Regions from separate parts of the Homo sapiens genome. Here region 2 is linked to region 1. A link is an interaction called in ENCODE POLR2A ChIA-PET data of the cell type or tissue named here. Cell type or tissue: OCI-LY7. All regions are shown on one strand. Each heading gives the region's core, and the rest is flanking DNA. Links, peaks and the distances in the headings are about the cores only.

The links. ChIA-PET counts read pairs that join two places held together with the same protein. Peaks named below come from ENCODE experiments on the same cell type or tissue, not always from the same donor. Only the 100,000 strongest peaks of a DNase experiment are listed, where the experiment ranks them.
Region 2: POLR2A ChIA-PET joins it to region 1 with 23 read pairs; 8 of 35 experiments call an interaction of 5 or more read pairs at or near these places.

What each region holds. Positions count from the first base shown.
Region 1 is chr3:184,179,986-184,185,355 of GRCh38, reverse strand. It overlaps AP2M1 (adaptor related protein complex 2 subunit mu 1), which reads right to left. Exons shown (of 12, transcript NM_004068.4): 4 at 5,105-5,187; 5 at 4,706-4,711; 6 at 4,372-4,507; 7 at 4,130-4,271; 8 at 3,541-3,660; 9 at 3,309-3,444; 10 at 3,108-3,205; 11 at 2,488-2,599; 12 at 1,265-1,874. The coding sequence ends at 1,740. Among named protein-coding and RNA genes, the nearest start is that of ABCF3, 3.5 kb to the left of the region's middle. RefSeq lists enhancers at 1-364, 1,658-2,172. In OCI-LY7, for the core only: no CTCF peak of the experiment used is centred there; no DNase peak of the experiment used is centred there; H3K4me3 peaks cover 35 bases.
Region 2 is chr3:184,003,897-184,009,266 of GRCh38, reverse strand. The region is part of intron 2 of ABCC5 (ATP binding cassette subfamily C member 5); the gene reads left to right. ABCC5-AS1 (ABCC5 antisense RNA 1) reads right to left here and starts at 2,929. Exons shown (of 3, transcript NR_046570.1): 1 at 2,806-2,929. LOC124909468 (a long non-coding RNA gene) reads left to right here. Exons shown (of 2, transcript XR_007096191.1): 2 at 1-792. RefSeq lists a silencer at 2,201-2,250. In OCI-LY7, for the core only: a CTCF peak has its summit at 1,325; DNase peaks (open chromatin) are centred at 2,316 and 3,086; H3K4me3 peaks cover 783 bases; H3K27ac peaks cover 1,762 bases.

The DNA.
Region 1 (5,370 bases), core at 171-5,170:
GCTTTATATTTAACGTGAATATTCCTCCAATTGGTCTCTAAAAGTGGCACCGAAAATTACATTATTACCCATTCATCCCTTTGGATTAAACATTGCCATCATGAGGCATCAATCCCGATATTGAACCATTTTACAGGAAATACAGGTAAAGAGGAATATGTTAAGTGACTTCATGGGGACAACAGGCAAATTCTGATGTGGTAAACTACAGAACTCTGGTTTCTTCCACAAAATTGCAAGACCTGAAGGGAAACATCAATTTTTAAAATTTGAGGAGCATTAACCAACCACAATGGACCTTATCTGGAAAAATTTGATAAGACACCTGGTTAAGTGAACACAAACTGGATGTGATATTAAGGAACTGGCCACGCATTGATCATAGTTGAAGCTGGGTGATGAGACATGGAGATTCATTATATTCTTTTTTTTTTTTTTTTTAATTTGAGAAGGAGTTTCGCTCTTGTTGCCCAGGCTGGAGTACAGTGGCGTGATCTTGGCTCACCGCAGCCTCCACCTCCTGGGTTCGAGCGATTCTCCTGCCTCAGCCCCCGAATAGCTGGGATTACCGGCATGCACCACCACGCCCGGCTAATTTTGTAATTTTAGTAGAGACGAGGTTTCCCCATGTTGGTCAGGCTGGTCTCGAATTCCGGACCTCGGGTGATCCACCCGTCTCGGCCTCCCAGAGTGCTGGGATTACAGTGTGAGCCACCGCGCCCAGTCCATTATGTTATTCTCCTTGCAAATCTTTCCTCCTACCACCCAGTCAGCAAGATTTGGGAAGCTTGGGTAAATGATGGAATTAAAAGGTCAATTTCTTAGGATGGCTACAAGACCAAATGTAAACTTCACACTTAATTTATGCTTAATCTAATTAGAAAACATCTGCCTAAGAATTAGAGAAAGAGCTGGGTGCTGTGGTGGTGCGTGCTTGTGATCCCAGCTACTCCAGAGGCTGGGGCAGGTAAGATCTCTTGAGCCTAGGAGTCCGAGGACCAGGGGGAATAAAAAGGAGCTAGGGAAAGAATCTATCCCCAGGGTACTGGGGCCCGCTGCGGCTGCATGCCCTTGAGGCTTTCTAAGAGGAGCCAGGAAACCTGGGCCCAGAACCCACAAGGATAAGGGCTTGGATGGCCCAGGAGGGGCCTAACTGGGACAAGACAAGGAAAGAGCCTTTAGAGTATTCAGTACAGAAAACTGCACGGAGAGCAACACCAGTTCCCTCCCCATGTAGCTCCCACATCAACACTAAGCCAGCAACTCCACTCTACAGAGTTTATTGGGTTTGTAACTGGACGAAGTCACACGTGTACAAAATGAAGCTCACACTATCCCAAAGCAGAGTAGGGACTGAGGCCGGGGATCCATTACTGGCCTTTGGGGGAGCTCTGAGGTGAGGGGCAACCAACCCTCCCACTCCAGAGCTGTGGCCACAGGGGTGGGAAGGAAAGGGAACCCACCTGGCTTTGGTCACAGAACTCAGAGCCTGGCATTAGGCCAGGACAGACAGGTGGATGGGAGAGCAGGAGCCTCAGAACTCCCCTGCCCAGGGAGCCCAGGGGCTGCTCCACCGGTCCCACTTGTAATGTGCTTGGCCCAGACCTAGACTCGGGCTGGTGCAAAGGGAAGGCAGCAAAGCAGGAGGGAGGAGACACTGATGTGTGGTGGGGGAGGGAGCGGCACCTGGACCTGTGGAGGAGGGTGGCTGGGGAGGTGGGCTAGCTGCCTAGTGGCAGCTAGCAGCGAGTTTCATAAATGCCACTGCGGCCAATGTAGCGCACCCATTTGATGACATCATGGTCGCTGTAGTTCAGCTTCGGTTCAAACACCTTCAAGTAGCGCACCTTGAGGCCAGAGGGCGCGAATGGCACCTGGGCAAGGAGAGCTAGTTAGAAATGTGGCCTTCCTCTTACAGCCGCTCTCCTCTGGGAAGTCCCGTTGCCCTGCCCTACTTCATCGCTACTACAGGTGTTTGTATGGCTGGGGTCCTGAAAGAAGCTGGGGCGGCGTGGGACCTTCTAAGAGGTGACTAAAGAAGAAAGCCCTACCTGTGACACCTTGAATCAGTTCCTTTAATCAGCAGGAGACAGCAACCAAAGAACTGCTTTAGAACATACTTATCCTGCTCAATATTATGAACTTAAAAATAAGGTGGAGAAAATTATGTCTAACATGCGCAAAGCAAAGTCAGCCCATTATCCTGTCTGTAAGTAAACTTTGTGTCTTACCTGGCATTTAAACAATCTAAGTTTTTTGAAAGAACTGTGTTAGGACAAGCCGAGAGAAGTAAAAGATTTGCCTCATCACAAATAGTAATTTCTACTAAGAGGCTTGAAAGGGGAAGAATGGATCTATGAATTAAAGCCAGTTCTTCTTTCTAGGCCTCAGTTTCCTCACCTCTAAGGTGCAGCAGTTTATCGGAATGATCTCTAAGAGGTCTTCCAGCATACCCTGGCATGACTCTAGGCCCCTCCTCTGCCATACCTCAAAGTTCATGGAAATGGGGGGTCGAGCCCATTTCTTCTTGTCGTTGGTAGGCAGAAGCTCAATCTCTGCGCTGATCTGCGATTCCTTCATGCCTGCCATGCGCTTGATCCTGGGAACACAGGGACAATGGGCAGCCCATTGGGGCTTGGAGGAGTTTCAAGGGCAGTTGCCCATTTCAAGCAAGGAGAGAGCCCAGGAGCTTGCAGGAGGTGCCAGAACAAGGAGAAGTGGTCAGGACCCTGCTAACCACTTGCTATGGAAACTTGGGTCTACTTCTTTAGAACAACAGGATGCAGTTTCTGCCTAGACACTTGGACATGCTATCGTTTGCTTTGTCTGCTTCACAGATACATTACAAAGGCAATGTATTCCCTTTGTAATGTATACATTACAAAGGGAAATGCCAAAGCATCTTAAAAAATAAGCACGTGCATGAACCCAAATGCAGGCGTGTACATACTCACATGGAGGTATAAAGACTGACAGTACAAGCAGAGGCTCCTAGAAAAGCAAACAGGCACACTCCCCTGCCCCTCATTCAGAAGGATCAAAGCTGAAAACAAGAGGGTATACTGGGATCTTGAGCCCTGCTGTGGCCTAATGAAGGAAAGACTCACTTCCACACGATGGCATTCTCGCTGGCCTTGTACTTGGCCTTCCCCTTCATGCAGATCACCTGCACCCCGCTTGTGTTCAGTGGGGTTGGGATCCTCACCTAGAAGTGACACACCTGTCAGGGAGCTCTGTCAAGCTGTGACATCAGCTACCTTTATTCCTAGGGACAAGTTCTTCCTCCTCCTTGAGCCCCCTGTCCTCACCTCGATCTTCTGAGCCAGCAGTGAGGGTTTAAAGTTGGACTTGATGACCACCTTGACCTCCAGTTTGGTGCGTCCCACTTCTCGCACTAGCGGGATCACCCGGAAGGGAAGGATGATGTCCTTGGTTGTGCGATACCTTAAGGGATGGGAAGCAAGGTTACCAAAGAGCTGACCCACTTCCTCTCCCCAGTCTGCCAGCAGCACTAGCTGCCTCCTCACACCCCAATGGCACCTCATAAGCTCAAACTCTCCATCTGGCGGGATAAAGCTGATGCTGCGTTCAGAGTCAAACTTGCTGAGTCGCACACACTGGTGGAAGGTGCAGTCATCAATGGCAATTGATTGCTTCCCGCTGCAAGCAGGGGCAGAAGAGGTCTCATTGGTACAGGAGAATGACAGCTGTCATGCTGGGAGACCACTCCACCCCAGGCTGGCACCAGAGACTATGAAAAGCTGCTAGAATGCAGCTTTGTGACTCGGAGGTCTGCCCCAGAGCTTGGGATGAGAGGGAAGCCTTGCAAGCTCATCTCTTGGGGCTCCTTCTGCTAGGGACCTGGGTGTTTCAGGCACACTGGGCAGAGGCTGTCAGTATGTACAGAAAAGGCCTTGGTCCTAGGGACCAAACAAAGGGGCTTGCTCTCTGAGGACGATCCCCTCATCTCTCGTAGCACTAATGTCAAGAGCGAACAGCCAGGCTTACCGTCAGGAACAGAGTTTGCAATTACAGTGGGAATGAAATCCAGAAGAAACTTGTGGTTCACTAGACCCCACTGAGCCCTCCAAGGGACACCCTCTCCCACCAGCTCTCCTGCCTCAGGCACCTCTTGCTTGTTTCATCAGCTGTGCCTTTGCCCTGCTTTTCAATAACAATCTTGTCATTCATCCCAAACTTGCATTCAGGCATGCCACTCAGGTAGCTCTTCATCACCACCCGGCCCGACACATGGGCACTCAGCACCTGCCCTGGTGATGGAACAGATAAATGGGGAGCAGCGGAGTCAGGCAGGCAGGCCCAGGATCCTGCCCTGGGCCCCCTCCAACTTTGTCGTGAGAGGGACCTCACCTTGTGGGGACATGAGCAGGTTCACACTCTCCAGCACATCCAGGAAGAGCTCATTCCGACGATACTTGATACCCTCTCGCCGCCAGCCAATCTGCCCAGTTACCTGGCTGGTGATCTGTGACTGCTCTTCTTTTGTCTACATGAGGGCAGAAACAAACAGCAATGGCCTCACTCCTCTGTCCCTTTAATCATCCTGTCTCTATCCCCACTCCACCCTCATTCCCCATCCCTTCTAGTCCCCACCTGTAATCCATTTTCCCCTATAAGCCCCAAAGGGCAGGGCCTGGAGAAACAAAGCAAAGCTGCAAGGGTGGAAGCTGAGGGAAGAGCTTACCTGATGCTGGAGGCCGCAGGGCCAACGAGGTGCCCACATGAAGCAGCAAGGGAGGCAGAAAAGGAGGAGAAAGCTATGAGGCTTGGATCCTAGAGGAGAGGGCCCAAGCTCGCTCCTCCTGAGGAATACCAGGCCTCAAGACCAGGCCTCCTCCCCCACCCCTCAGTGCAAAAGGAAACTGCTTGAGCTGTATTCCTGGTAATAGAGATGCTGAATTGGCTGCTCCTGCAGTGGGAGGACCACACAGAGCAAAATCGGCCTGCAATCATGGCAGGAGGCTCAGGCCAGCACTTCCTGTCATGGGAGGGCTCATGAGTCAGCTCAGACAAGGCTCAGGGGCCAGCTGAGATGAAGGGAGATTGGACTCCACCCTGACTATAGTCTGCACAATTCAAGTACCTGACTCTTGATGCCCTGCTGCGTGATGAAGGTTTTCAGCGCGCCTGTCTCGGAATTCTGTGGGTAGCCAAAGTCTAGAATCTCTGCAAAAAGAAGGGAACCATCAGCCCCTGGACAGAGCTTCTTCATTCCAGCCCCTACTTGGGCCTACACATCTGACCGGCACAGCTCCCAAAGCCCATGTGGGATCATCCGCAAGAAAGTCTTCTAGCTTTGTAGCATTTATTCTGTGATTTGTGCTTTACAGGAAAACAATTCAAATGTTT
Region 2 (5,370 bases), core at 198-5,197, 180 kb after region 1:
TAACAAAAGATAAGGATACATCTATGGCTCTTATGTGGAAAGCAAGGTTTCATTCAGCACTATTAGCCTTTAACACGTGGAATTAACCGAGAAGCAGGAGACCTGTGCTGCTGGTGCCTCACGCCTGTAGTCCCAGCACTGTGGGAGGCCGAGGGAGGAGGCTCGCTTGAGCCTGGGAGTGCAAGACCAACCTGGGCATCATGGTGAGACCTGTCTCTACAAAAAAATAAAAATAAAAATAAATTAGCTGGGCACAGGGGTTTGTGCCTGTAGTCCCAGCTACTTGGGAGGCTGAGGTGGGAGGATCACTTGAGCCCAGGAGGTCCAGGCTACAGTAAGCTGTGATTGTGCCACTGCACTCCACCCTGCGTGACAGAGCGAGACCCTGTCTCACCAAAAAAAAATAAAGAAAGAAAGAAAAGAAATGGTGTCAAACAGAAGTCAGAAGCAAAGCACCAAAGAATAAGTTCTGACTTTGAGCAGGCCAGTGCTTTTCTTCTTCAAGGTGTAAGTGAAGATGCAGATTACATGGTTTGCCCATTTCTCAGTATTGTGACCAAATCATTCTTTTGGAATATGACTTGGAAAAATTGCTCTATTAGTCACATCTTCAAATATTTATAATTTCTCACGTATGCTTAGAAATAATTAGGGTTGAAATAAAGCATTCGCACATCTACCCACTTTCTTCGGGACTGTAATGTTAATGCTTGTGGCCACACACAATTTGAGGCTTAGCAGGCATCCTTTAATCCTGAAGTGTTAATAAAGTGGTGGTTTCTGTTGCTGTTAGTTCTTTGAGCCTGAGTACTAACTTTGGCTGGCATTAGGCTGGCGTTACTTCAGCTAACATGAAGTTTTATACCTAGGCTGCTCCTAAACACTGTTCCTTTGCCTGAGGCATGATTATTCAGGCATGGTTCCTTTTTTTAATCCTATTTATATATGCACATGTAGATCATATGACTCCACGAGCCCTGATTTTTTTTTAAGATGCAGTCAGTGTTTATTCATTTTTTTAAATTTAGCAAATATTTGAACACTCTTCAAGATGCATGCACAGCACTGAACCGAGTGGTCTGGTGCAGATAAAGATAAATTGGTGCTGGGCCTGCTTGTCCACCAATAGAAGCTTAAACTCACAACACGTACTCTACATAGATGACTGTAATTTAGATGCTGTGGGAATTAGTAAAAGGAGAAAGTGCTTCTCTCTCAGGGAACTCTTTAGGAGGAGGTATCATTTGGCTGGAAACTTGAGGAATGGATAGAATTTGGAGAAATGAAGAACTTGCCAGGCAAAAGAAAGAGTTGTGGGATAGGGATACCTAGTCCTTGTTGGTATTGAGCATCAAATGTGTGAAGTCTTAGCTATAGTGCAATACCTCAGTGAATTTCACATTATGTGTGGGGTTTTTTTGTTTTTTGTTTTTTGTTTTTGAGGTAGAGTCTCACTCTGTAGCCCAGGCTAGAGGGCAGTGGTGCGATCTTGGCTCACTGCAACCTCCGCCTCCCAAGTTCAAGCGATTCTCCTCTCTCAGTCTCCCAAGTAGCTGGGATTACAGGCACATGCAACCACACCCAGCTAATTGTTTGTATTTTTAGTAGAGATGGGGTTTCACCATGTTAGCCAGGCTGGTCTTGAACTCCTGACCTCAGGTGATCCCTCCGCCTCAGCCTCTCAAAGTGCTGGGATTACAGGTGTGAGCCACTGCGCCTGGGCATGTGTGTTCTTGAATAATAAGCCAAGGAGTTTGGATTTTAATTGCTTTAAATTAATATTTAAGCAAAAGCAAGACAAAGCTTGTCAGATGCTTTTATGAGCTTTATTTTATTGTGGTGGTGGTTTGTTTTCTTAGTGCTCTCAGGCAAAGGTAAGGGTGCCTTGTTTTTCATTAGCATGTCTAATCTGGGAAAGAAGGAAGAATGGAAAAATAAGCAGAAGTGGGCCGGGCGTGGTGGCTCACGCCTGTAATCTCAGCACTTTGGGAGGCCGAGGCGGGCAGATCACAAGGTCAGGAGATTGAGACCATCCTGGCTAACATGGTGAAACCCTGCCTCTACTAAAAATACAAAAAATTAGCTGGGCATGGTGGCATGCACCTGTAGTCCCAGCTACTCGGGAGACTGAGGCAGGAGAATCGCTTGAACCCGGGAGCCAGAGTTTGCAGTGAGCCGAGATCGCACCACTGCACTCCAGCCTGGGGAACAGCAAGACTCTGTCTCAAAAAAAAAAAAAAAAAAAAAAAAGCAGAAGTAAACTAAAGTTCATGTACCATTATTACTGGCACATGAACTTTAGTTATTTTTTCCCCTTCTCTCAAAAGTGTGTCATTGGTGGGATTTTCTTCCTACCAAATTAGAATATCCTGTGTCTAGGAAAGGTAACAAAGCAAGTATTCATAAAATCCAGGGCTCTTACTTAGTATTTCCTTAGTTCTGTGGTAGGCTGACCCTTTAATCTTGGTTGGAGTTTTCATAATTAATGCTTTGAAATATTTTGGTGAGCTCAAGTTGTATCTTAGGGATCAAAGATGTGGGTCTAATCTCTTACCAGAAATGATTCGAAGATGTATTGTTAGGAAAGAAATATGGGCTCATTATAGAAAATGTACAAAGTGTGTAAAGTTGTAGAAAAAAAGTAACCACCCTTAATTCCTCTACCCAGAGACAGCCATTGTTTTCATAAAATAGTTTTGTCTAGTACATTGTACTTTTAGAGTTTGCTCCTGAAAGCTTTTCTTTACAGACTAAGGACGTGTGAATTTGTCTATGCCCTTGTGTTTTCCAAGTCAAGAGTATTACCTGTGAGTCGGCTTGCTGTTAGGAAGGAGAGCAGGAGGAAGGAGATTAGCATTTTGCAGCTCTGCATTATTTTTCTCTTGATTGATACTCGGTGACTCAGCAGATTTTCTGGACAGGGTTAAGATAAGTAAGAATACCTGCCTTTTTTTTTTTTTTTTTTTCTTCTCTCCCTGTAGGCATCCATAAAGCTTTATGAGGCACAGTAGTCTCTTAGGCGCTGCTGGGTGTGACACCGTATCTGGTCTGGTGCCAGGTGTTGGTCTCCAATAGCAGCCCAGAGATCTCCGGCTGAGGTAACAACAGTGTGCGATTGGTGTGGAGCCCAGGTGGCTCTCATGCTTGGTAACTGCATTGACAGCTCGCTGGGGCTCTTGAGGTTGGGCTGCTGCCGGGATCATCAGCTCTCTTATGCCGTTTGCTGCAAGACTGCCGCGGCTTTCCTAGGAAGTGCTGCTTAAGGGAAATAAATATAGCCTGTTGGCATGAGTTAAAGGAACTTTCTGTCAAAGGGGAAGAAAAGTGTTGGAATTAGCTTCCTGTTTTTTTTTTTTTTAAGTACCTAAATCTTTATTTGGTTAAGATAACTTGGAAGTTACAAATGGTTAATGAAAACTTTTTCAATGAAATATTGTTTCCACAGTTAGGTGGGTTTCCGTTAATGCTTTCTTTTTTTTAGTTATTATTATACTTTAAGTTCTAGGGTACATGTACACAACGTGCAGGTTTGTTACATATGTATACGTGTGCCATGGTGGTGGGCTGCACCCATTAACTCGTCATTTACATTAGGTATATCTCCTAATGCTATCCCTCCCCCCTCCCTGTTCATGCTTTTTTTAATGTCTTACCGTTTTTCCCTCTCTTTTAGTCAAAAATAAAAAGGTCAACGCAAAGAAACAGGGACTCCAGAAGGCTTTGCAATGGTTAAACCTGTCATTATTAAACTCACAGACTAATGTGAAGTTAATTTGGTGCACTGAAGTCCACTAATGAGCAGAATTAAATTTATCCTTTTCCTCCCTGCCCCCCTTTTAAGGAGTTAGCCTATTTAGATAATTAGATGTTATATATGTTTTAACTATTTAAGATTATTTTATGAATTAGCTGTTCAAAGAATCAATTGTTACTAGATATCAGATGAGAACTTCCACTTACCAAAGCCTGCTCATGGAGGTAGAAAGCAAGACTGACATGTGTACTTTAAAAGATGGATGGAACCTCAAAGGCCGTCTTGCCCAGTCCCCATTTAGCCTCACCTCTCTGTAGGTGAGGCCCAGGAGAGACACTTACTAGGCAGACTATGCTGGGGCTGGGTGAGCTTCCCAAGGATGTTCTTTCTGGAATTCGGTGGCTCAGAATACAGCACTTGGCTCCTCTTTGAAGCATGATGGCTCTGTTGCCTGTCTCTGGCCCAGTGTGCTGGGCTGCTGAAAAGAGCATGGAACCACCCAGGAGACGCCACGACACTGACAGCTGTACCTGACCTGAGGGTTCAGGATATGTTTTCAAAAGCAAATCTCGCTAAAAAGGATTTGTATGTTATTATGAAATCTATATTTATGTGGTGGAAATAGACACACTCAGGCTTTTAGAGATAAACTACACAGAATGGGTTACAATAAATGCTTATAATTGTTTGGCTTTTTTAAGAATCCTGTTAACTTGACAACCTTCTGTTTACTTTTCTTTGGTATTATGCAGGTATGATATTGAGCAGTCACTTAGTTTTCTTAAATGTTGTGTCTCACAGTAGAAAAATAGCCAAACCACTCAGCCCCTGACCTTTGTGTTTGCTTCTCACGGTGATCAGCAGTTCTGGTCTGCTCTGCAGTATGGTGGTCACATGATGGAACCCAGAAAGCCTTGTACTAAGCATTTAACACACATTGTGTTAGGCACTGGAGGAAGTTTCATTTACAAATTATATTTTGGCCTTTTTTTTTTTTTTTTTTTTTGAGACGGAGTCTCTGTCACCCAGGCTGGAGTGCAGTGGCATGGTCTTGGCTCACTGCAACCTCTGCCTTCTAGGTTCAAGCAATTCTCCTGCCCTCAGTCTCCCAAGTACCTGGGATTACAGGTGTGCACCACCATGCCTGGCTAATTTTTGCATTTTTAGTAGAGACAGGATTTCACCATGTTGGCCAGGCTGGTCTCGAGTCCTGACCTCAAGTGATCCACCTGCCTGGGCCTCCCAAAGTGCTGGGATTATAGGTGTGAGCCACTGTACCTGGCCTTTTTTTTTTTTTTTAGCTAAAGCCTGAAAATCTTGTTGAAGGGATTTTGTCAAATGCAAAAGACCAATATTCACAACTCTCTAAATCAGTGGTTTTCAGGCCAGGCTGAATGTTAAAATCACTTGAAGAATGTTCAACAAATACCAGTGTTGGGGTCCTATTCCAGACCAATTAAATCAGTCTCTGGGATAGAACCCAGACATTGGTATTGTTTTAAAACTCCTCTGGTGATTCTAGTAGGTAGGCAGTGCTGGGAATCTCTAGATCTCATGGAATAAAGTCTGTTCTCTCCCCTCACTCAATGGCTCCAAGTGTTTCCTGTAAATCCCGT